Linked DNA regions of Homo sapiens: region 2 is linked to region 1. Evidence: chromatin contacts called from ENCODE Hi-C or POLR2A ChIA-PET data. All regions are on one chromosome and are shown on one strand. Each heading gives the region's core, a stretch centred on a gene start or an enhancer-like site at or near the end of the contact. The rest is flanking DNA. Distances are from core to core; before and after follow the strand shown.

Region 1 (4,814 bases), core at 1,714-4,213:
CTGCTATGTGAATTAGCTGCCAAATTAAAAAACCAAGAGCATTCAAACGAAAGTCAGACTTTTCACATGAATTTTCATACTCTCTTGAAAAATCAGGGTATCTTACAATAGTGGGCCTCTAACCTGCGCGATAGCAATGGTCTAGAGCTGAGATTTGGCTGTCCACTTTTGACTGGGCAGACACAGTCATTCACAGTTTCACTCCCTATTGCCTTACCTGGGTCTCACTTCATTCACTTACTTTACCTGCCTGAGTTTATGATTTTGGCCACAGAGTAACAAACTTAAGCCAAGACTAAAATGTCTGTGCACAATCATGGTGCCATCTGTTGGTGAAGAGTAGAAATGGTGGGCTTTTGCTCTGAAAAGGAACTTTGTTCATCTGTATCAACGGTTTGAAAGTTTGTAAATAGCAAAGCACCAATATCTATTAAGTATTAATATATAGCAGCATAATTACTCCTCATGTATCCTACAACTATGTACCTGCAATGGACTGTAATTCACCTCGTGATCCCCAGAGGCCTTGCAGATTTGTGTGTGTGTGTGTGTGTGTGTGTGTGTGTGTGTGTGTGTGTGAATGTGTGCATGTGCATATACCCTGTGGGATACAGAAAGTGAAAAGAAGTTAGCAGTCTGTGCCCTTGTAACTCTTCTTGCAGACCTAGCATTGCAGGAATTTGTTCATCTGGCTTTTTGGATGAGGTCCCACCTTTTCTGCATTGCCATTGAACATGACTTCTCATCACATAGCAGAAAAAGCATGGCATTTGAAACAAGAAACTCTTGGTAATAGCCTTATTTCTGCCATTCACTGACTATTTGATCTGAAGCAAGCTACCAAATTTCTGTGGTCTTTGGTTTTCTCATATAAGAATCAGGATGATAACAACTGCAACACAGCAAGATAGTTGTGATAAAATGTATGTCAGAGCTCCACAGAAAAACCTACCCTACTTAATCATGGCATAGTATTCTAGAAACAGAGGTGGTGGAAGATACAAGTTATGCCACACACCATGTTTTTTTTTTTAACATGCTTATATTTGCCTTTAAAAAATACACACACACACAACACACACACACACACCCACACACACACATATATATATTAAATTATAGATTCAGGGGATACATGTGCAGGTTTGTTACATGGATATATTATGTAGTGGTGAGGTTTGGGCTTCTAGTGTACCCATCACCTAAACAATGAACATTGTACCAAATAGGCAATTTTTCAACCCTCAACCCCCTCCCACCCATATACCATGTTGATTCGCTTAATGTGTCAGCCTGGAGGTTTGAAACACATTTCATTAATTTTGAAATTTCATTTTTTAAATTTAGCAGAAGTCAATATATTTTCAAACTATCTCTCACACAGTGTTTCAATGCTAAAATGCTATTTGATCAAGTTGGTAAAATTATGCCCACAGCTCTGCTATTGTAACGTTGCTCATCCCCGGACAGACCTTCCATGTAGGATATAACCAGTCTTCAAATTTAAGGGTTAAAAACCTCCCTTCCTGGGAATGTTCAGCCTTTATCATGGCTTCAGCATCATATTCTTGCCAGTGATTCTTTTTTTATGACCTTTCACCTGACATCTACGCACCTCATTGATTAAGAGATACTTTAATTTGGACTTCATCATCTTACAATCATAAATTCAAACCCAAATAGATTACTTTCTGAAGTCTCCTTTCTGTCAGTGGCATCAACATTCTCTCAATTCCATGTAATGTAGATTTATTCACTGATTACCACAGACACTGTGGCTGGGTTTGGAGTAGACCATGACCCATTCTCCTTTATTTCTTGCACCTAGTCTTAATAGATCTTTTTCAATATCACTTACATCTCTCTTTCCTTTTCCATTTCACTTATACCAAGTTAGTCTAAGGCCTCCTTACTATCATCTGAATCATGATGGAAGACCTTAGTTTATCCTGCTTCTTATCCAGCTTAAGGGTCCTGAAATTTAACTCTTCATCAGAACTTTCTAGTGATTTCCCCCCAGACTACTCCATTAAGTCTGAGAGCTTCTGCCTGTCCTGAGGCTTTCCATATTCCAACCTTACCTATCTTCATTCTTGTCTCCTTTCTCTTAGACAAACCCTCCACCCCTGCAGCCTAATCTTGGCATATATGCCCACCACAGTCTCTTGGCTTCAGTATTTTTCCTATATGGACACTCTTCCTCTGTATCTATCCAAGTCCAGCAAGACCTTAGAGGTCAAGGCCATCTGCCACCCCCTTTCTAAGACTTGTTTGACTATTTCTTCCTATACTTGTTTCTCTCTTCCTGAACTTCTACAACAGTAACAATCTGTGCCAATTATCACCCTTGCTTATCTATGCCTCTTGTTCACAATCATTCACGAGTGCATTCATCTTCAATTAAACTGTAAACTCCTTGAAGAGAGAGATCACAGCATGCTGAGTCTCTATCTCATCAAGTTCCCTGAACGTGGTAAACACTGATTGAAGGAAAAATAAATGCTTTGTTGATTTATTGGCATAAGTGTATTTAATATTAGCTTTAATTAGGTTTTCACAAGGCTTAACTTACTTTTCAATATATGCATCCCTCTTGGGCAAGTAACTTACATTCTTTAATAAGCCGAATAGAAGAAATGCTATAACCTGCTTTTAAAGTAAAAATTGAGACACAATATGATGAGTATGATGTACTTTTCAAGGCAATGGTACAGTATTTGAAATCAGGCCTGTTCTAGAAAAATCTAAAATATTTGGAAAAAATATCACAAGATCTCCTAAATTCATCATATTTCTAATACTTAAATATCTTGAGCCCCAAGAAGGGGAATCAGGACAATATTGGCTATAGAAGCTGACAATGGGATTGATGGCCCAAGGAAAGTGACAGGAACCTTCCGCCCACACAAGTACCATGTCATTTTTCCACGAACTGGGCCTGCAGTGATTAACTATGTGTACTTGAGAACGCTTCCAAAGGTTTGAGCAATCCATCTGGCAGAGGCGTTTGACACTATGGGATTTGTTATTGCGGTGCTGTGCCAGCACTGAGACTTATTTAATTGCCTTAGTCATCAGGCAGCAAGCAGTGCCACTAATCTTGGATCTTACTGAGTGGCGTCTGGCTTGTGCGTTTCAAAGACCAAACAAACAAAACCAAACAACGGCAAAATTCTCCCACATTTGGGTCTCAGGTCTGGAGGTTCTGACACCACCTCCCAACCACTCCTGCAATTAAACTGTAAGCATCAACCCTGTGTGAAAGAAGCAGAACTGAGATGGAAATGACAAGAATGGAAGGCTCCCAAAAGGCTTGTCTCCCTAGAACACAACTGCCCTGTCACACATGAAAGGTCTCCAAATTGCCAGTAATTTCTCTATATTTGAGCAAAGTCTCTAAGATGCCCCAGTTTAAACACAAATGTATTACCTGCCTAGTTACCTGTTAACTCCTTAGTTCTCTGCTCCTGTCTGTGAGAACTAGCTAACTTCCTTTGGTTGGATACTGAGAGAATTGAAATCAAGTGAATTGATTGTTTCGATGGGTTCAAAAATGCAAAGGCTGTGACCAAGGCATACCATGGGCTAGGAATAAGAGGTATAGAAGGATGTGTTCTGAGAAACTAGCCAGCATGATGAGACGGAAGAGGAGCTGGGAGAAGAGAAAACTTCCTACTTCATGGTTTTGCCTATATCTGACTTAACATTCAAACCTTCATATAGCAGAGATCATTAGACTAGAGCTAGCCATTGTTCTGTGAAGCTCTTTAACTTTGCCAGTTGACACATTAGAAACTTACTCAAAACTTCCTCCCAACTTCTAAAAGTTCAGCCAAGAAAAAAGAATTTAGAAGGCAAGGCAGGGAAGATAAAAACCAGACATTCTGTTTCCCAAAAAATTGACTTCCTTCTTCCCTTTGAAAATCTCCTTTTCTGCAAAATATTGCCCTATTGTGGGAGATTTTGCTCTTCTACCTTAAAAACTCCTGGAGTCCTCCTTGCACTGTTTTGAGATGTCTCTAGGATAAAATAATCCCAAGACAACTGAACTCCTTGTTGCCCATGGTAGGAGAAGTAAAAAGCAATGAGACAGGACTGAGGAAAGTCTCACATGAATGGGCAGCCTCCCCCTGGGAGGAATAACTGGCCAGAAGGGATATGAGGGGCTCTGGGGTGGCAGCCATGAGGTAGAGGATGGGGAAACACCTTCAGGCACACCAGATAACTCTCTAGGATCATCCCACCTGCCCACCATTGAGTTGAGACCTCTTATTTAAGAAACATCGTTTCAGTATTATTTGAATATAATATTTTGGTTAACTCAGCAGGGTGCAGTAGCTCACGCCTGTAATCCCAGCACTTTGGGAGGCCAAGGCGGGCGGATCACTTGAGGTCAGGAGTTCAAGACCTTCCTGACCAATATGATGAAACCCCGTCTCTACTAAAAATACAAAAATCAGCCGGGCGTGGTGGCATGCTCCTGTAATCCCAGCTACTCGGGAGGCTGAGACAGGAGAATCACTTGAACCTGGGAGGTGGAGGTTGCAGTGAGCCGAGATCATGCCACTGCACTCCAGCCTGGGCAACAAAAGCGAAACTCTGTCTCAAAATAATAATAATAATAATAATAATAATAATATTTTGGTTTACTCTAATGGGCACACAGTTGTTAAAGTATCAGATATTGTAAAATTAATCATGATATATAATAAATACCACTACCTTCCCATCCCTTTTAAACTGTCACTTTTCTATCTTATAATAAAATTGCCTTTCCTATCAAGACTCTGAGAGGAAAAATGTCACTGGATAAG
Region 2 (4,814 bases), core at 1,002-3,501, 46 kb after region 1:
ACAAAAAAACAGCTTTCCAATGTGAAAGGGCTGATGTTATAACAGCAGATTATTATGCTACAGTGTATTTTCACCCCATAAAGAAAGTTTTTTATGGTTCACTGAGGACAATGCCTTCATAATCTAGAACTCAAAGATTGGGTCTTCTGAGAACATCAGAGAAAGACTGTCCTTGCCATCCACACTACAGCAAAACTTGGGGACCTTGAACTTTGGGTTCATAATCTCAATACTGAGCAGTGTCCCTCCACACTCTTGGAACTGTACACCCATTGGGACCCTTAAGGTAAAGCTAACCAGGACAGTTTCTCCCCAGAAGATGGCATCCTTAATGTGAACAACTTTTTTCCAAAATCACAGATCAAGACTTCTCTGCTATCACGAAACAGTTATCTTTGAATATTTTTTTCTTGCTTATGCCTCTATGAACAATAGAAGTGAAAAAGGGGTCTATTATGTGCACTTACAGCATATACTTTTATTTGTGAAGGATTTTGCAGCCAGCCTTATACATGAATAACTTTATACTTTAATAGATAAAAGATGAAGGCCCAGTGTAAGTGAGAAACTTTAATGGTACATATATTGTCTCATAATCAGCCAAAACTCCTCTTAACCCACATCAGGATTTAAAGAGAACATTGCCAGGTGGCCTTCACTCTTCTAGGACATCATTTGTTAGGTCCTGTTTCTGTTATTTTGAATAAAAGAGGCAATAACTAGAAATGTATCCCTCATAATAGACTCCATAGCAGATTCTATGTAAAGGCAATCATTACCCAACAGGCTTTAAATTCTCCTGTGAAAGTTATGCTGAATAATAGAATTAGCTAAACAAAAAAGTATCTGTGCAGCTGCTGGCACTTGTGGCCTATAAAGAAATACATCAGGCTCACACCTGTAATCCCAACAATTTGGGAGGCCAAGGTGGGTGGATCACAAAATCAGGAGACAGAGACCATCCTGGCCAACATGGTGAAACCCCATCTCTACTAAGAATACAAAAATTAGCTGGGCGTGGTAGCTCTTGCCTGTAGTCCCAGCTACTTGGGAGGCTGAGGCAGGAGAATCACATGAACCTGGGAGGCAGAGGTTGCAGTGAGCCAGGATCACACCACTGCACTCTAGCCTGGGCAACAGAGCAAGACTTCATCTTGAAAAAAGAAAAAAAAAGAAAGAAAGAAAAGAAAAGAAAAAGAAAGAAATACATCGAATGCAGATTATAAAAAATTCAGTTGTAGGGGATTAATGAAAAGACCACTTAGTCAAGTGAGCAGACTCTTCATGTAGCTCATTCTTTAATGTATTTAATTTTAAGCGGTTTGGTTTATGGGAACCCTGTATAAGGCACATACTCCAAACTCTTGATATTATCCTCCCAATAGTCATAATAATAGTCTCCCTCCTGCGCTGTATTCTCTCAAAGTTTTTAAATGTTTGCACGCAGCCATCTCTAGAATGTCAAATGGTCTCTCTTCAACTAGAATGATGAAAGCTGAAAGAAATGTGTGACCATAAGGACACCACAACCTATAAATGACATGCTGAGACTGGAAACTCAAAATGATGGTAATTGAGAGTGGTGCTAAGGCCCTAAGTTTTGGTCACAATCTCACCTAAGTGAGAACCTTGCCAAAGAGGGGAATTTTATTTTAAACAAAATTATGGGAGGCCATTATTTTGTACTGAGCTCATGCAGTAGGCCCAAACAGACCAATCCAAACTAATATGGAGTTACTTGTGCTAAATATGACATAATTAAACTAAAACTTCAAGGAAACACAAAGATCCTAGAGCAGACCAGGTTTTGTTTTTCTCCTGTAAACAGAATGTTCCAGCATAAAGAGGTACCCCTACTCAGTCGTTGTTCCCTTCTTGCAAAACCCACTGTTCTATTGTTTCCCAGTGGGTTTCAAGACCATAAGTACATTTACAATGGTGATAGTGACATCAATGACTAAGGTTTTGGTCAATCTCTCGAATTTGAGAAAATGACCAAAAGGGGGGGAATTGTTAAAGCAAACTAAACGTGGCCTGAGAAGGATTCCGTACTTCTATATTTGAGTCCTTGTGGATGAACAGCAACCTAGTTTAATAGTCAGAAAAGATTGAAAACCTAACTTAGGAGTATGCGCCTGTAACAATAACTGAGTCTTGGCCAATCCCAGTGGCCATCCTTCAACCACTCAGAGACTGCTAAATGTTCAAACTGTGTTCAAATAAGGCAAACGCCAGCCTGTAACCAGTCCAGCTATTTCTGTATCTCACTTCTGATTTCTGTACGTCATTTCCCCTTTTTCATCTATAAATATTCTTTTACCAAGTGGCTGCGCTGGAGTCTCTGTGACTCTGCTGTGATTCTGGGGTTGCCCAATTCATGAATCATTAATTGCTCAATTTAGAAAGGAAATGTTTGGGTTAGGATAAAGCATTGTGGAGATCCAAGTTCTTATTTACAGAGGAAGCCTTCAAGTACTAGGCTTTAGAGAGAATAGGTTGTAAAATGTTTCTTATCAGACTTAAGGCCTGTGTCGATGTTAATGCTGGAGAGGTATAATGAGGCATGTTCAACCCCCATTTTTCATTTATGGGGGTTGAAACCATCTCTCAGGTTAAATTTTAAAAGAGCCCTGGCTGATGAGCATGTCCATTCAGGTGGTTGGGGACCTTAGAATTTTATTTTTGGTTTACAAATTAGACAGGAGGAATAATTTCTGGTGATCTAGTGCATAGCAAGGTGACTGCAGTTAATTATAGTGTATTGTATGTATCAAAATTGCTAAAAGAAGGAATTTTAAATGTTCTCACCACAAATAAATGATAAATATATGAGGGGATGGATACGTTAATTAGCCTGATCTGCTAATTCCCCAATGTATACATGTATCACAATGTCACATTTTACCCTATGGTATAGAAAATTATTATTTGTCAATTAAAAATTTTTCAAAGAGGGCAATGATAGCTTCCTGATATGAGTAGCAAAAAAAACAAAATGGCAGCACAAGCCAAAGTTTAACAGAGAGAATCAGGGAAAGAACATCTAAGAAGGGCCCAGATGGGATAATAGTCAACTCTAGGAGTTAGGAAGACTGTGTACATATGCTGGGCTTCACTCAGGAGCAATCGGAGAAAGGCACAGGGCATACCTGAAAACATTTCCAAAGCCACATGCAGATTCATCAAAAAGAGACAAAGCTTCATTGACACAAGGGGTTTAAGCACAATTCCTGACCAAACACTATAAATTACTGAACTATAAATTACTCTGACCCAAGAACAACTCATAGGAAGTCAGGTTTAAAAATAAAATTAAGACTAGGTACAGTGGCTCATGCTTGTAATCGCAACACTTTAGGAGGCTGAGGGGGTGCGGATCACTTGAGGTCAGGAGTTCAAGACCACCCTGGCCATCATGGTGAAACACCATCTCTACTAAAAATACAAAAATTAGCCAGTTGTGGTGGTGAGGGCCTGTAATCCCAGCTACTTGGGAGGCTGAGGCAGGAGAATTGCTTGAACTCAGGAGATGGAGGTTGAGCTGAGATCACGCTACTGTGCTCCAGCCTGGATGACAGAGTAAGACTCTGTCTCAAAAAAAAATAAAATAAAATAAATAAATAAATAAAAATAAAAATAATACATCCCTGGCAATCTGAAAGACTGTTTCATGACAAAGCTGCACACTCAGGAGACATCAGAGAAGGAAAATACAAGCTACCCATTCCTGGTTGAATATAGGAGAAAAAGATAAACTCCTTGAATTGTGATAGCCTCCATACTACACATACATCCCATGGTAAAGGTTAAAAGTCTAACTTACTAGAAGATCTTAAGCACAGTCTCTGACAAATAAGTGGCTTATACTGACCTACAGGCAACTCCTAGGTAGTCAGAATAAAATATAAAACAAGAAAAAAAATCAGAGAAGGGACATCAAAGGCTGCACACTTCAGAAGAAATAAACTTCACATAGTTAGGTCTGCCAAGTCACTGAACAAATAAACAACCAAAACAACAGCATCATTAACTTGGAGAGAGGTCAAAGATCACAACTGAGGGTACTGGTGATCTAAAAACTAAAGAAAACTATATCTAAAAATTAAAGAAAGGTATAAAAGTGTCTCATCAAATAAAGAATTTCAATAAAGAGAGAAATCATTTTAAAATAATCAAATGGAAATTCTGGAGGTGAAAATTTCAATAACAAATAAAAACATCACTAGAAGTACTCAACGGCAAATTTGAATTAACAGGAGAATGAGTCAGCAAACTTGAAGATAGATTTATAGAGATTATACTATCTGAAGAGTACAAAAAAAGAATAAAAATAACAAACAGTACTTCAGAGAAATGTGGGAAATCATTAAATGCACCAACATATGTGTAATGGGAATAGCGGAAGTGAAGGAGAGAAAGAAAAATACAGAAAAATATCTAAACAAATAAAGGTTGATGAAACCAAAAGCACAAGTATAAAACAAAAATAGGCAAATGGAATTATATCAAACTAAAAATCTGCACAGCAAAGGAAACAATCAACAGAGTGAAGAGACAACATATGGAATGAGAGAAAATGTTTGCAAGTCGTACATCTGATAAGAGGTTAACATCCAAAATACATAAGGAACTCCAATAAATCAATAGTAAGAAAACAAATAACCTGGTTACAAAATAGGCAAATAATCTGAATAGACATTTCTCAAAAGAAGACATATAAGTAGATAACAGGTATATGAAAAAATGCTCAAAATCACAAATCATCAGAGAAATGCAAATTAAAACCACAATGAGATATGGCCTCACACCTCTTA

What was found. Hi-C counts contacts between places; a loop is a spot of excess contacts on that map. ChIA-PET counts read pairs that join two places held with the same protein, here RNA polymerase II (POLR2A). Pooled maps may share reads with other maps.
Region 2: a loop to region 1 is called in a map of ascending aorta, with 4 times the contacts of the local background. The contact joins two enhancer-like sites. A Hi-C loop is called at or near these places in 1 of 168 maps with a recorded cell type or tissue (ascending aorta) and 4 of 50 pooled maps. POLR2A ChIA-PET finds 5 or more read pairs at or near these places in 1 of 52 experiments (H1).

What each region holds. Positions count from the first base shown.
Region 1 is chr6:148,608,433-148,613,246 of GRCh38, forward strand. No RefSeq gene overlaps it. Among named protein-coding and RNA genes, the nearest start is that of UST, 140 kb to the right of the region's middle. Within about 2 kb of position 2,964, at least 7 of the 41 ENCODE cell types and tissues checked have a DNase peak (open chromatin) inside an H3K27ac peak, as active enhancers do; they include ascending aorta, where a contact is called at or near this core.
Region 2 is chr6:148,654,925-148,659,738 of GRCh38, forward strand. No RefSeq gene overlaps it. Among named protein-coding and RNA genes, the nearest start is that of UST, 90 kb to the right of the region's middle. RefSeq lists an enhancer at 2,335-2,394. Within about 2 kb of position 2,252, at least 5 of the 41 ENCODE cell types and tissues checked have a DNase peak (open chromatin) inside an H3K27ac peak, as active enhancers do; they include ascending aorta, where a contact is called at or near this core.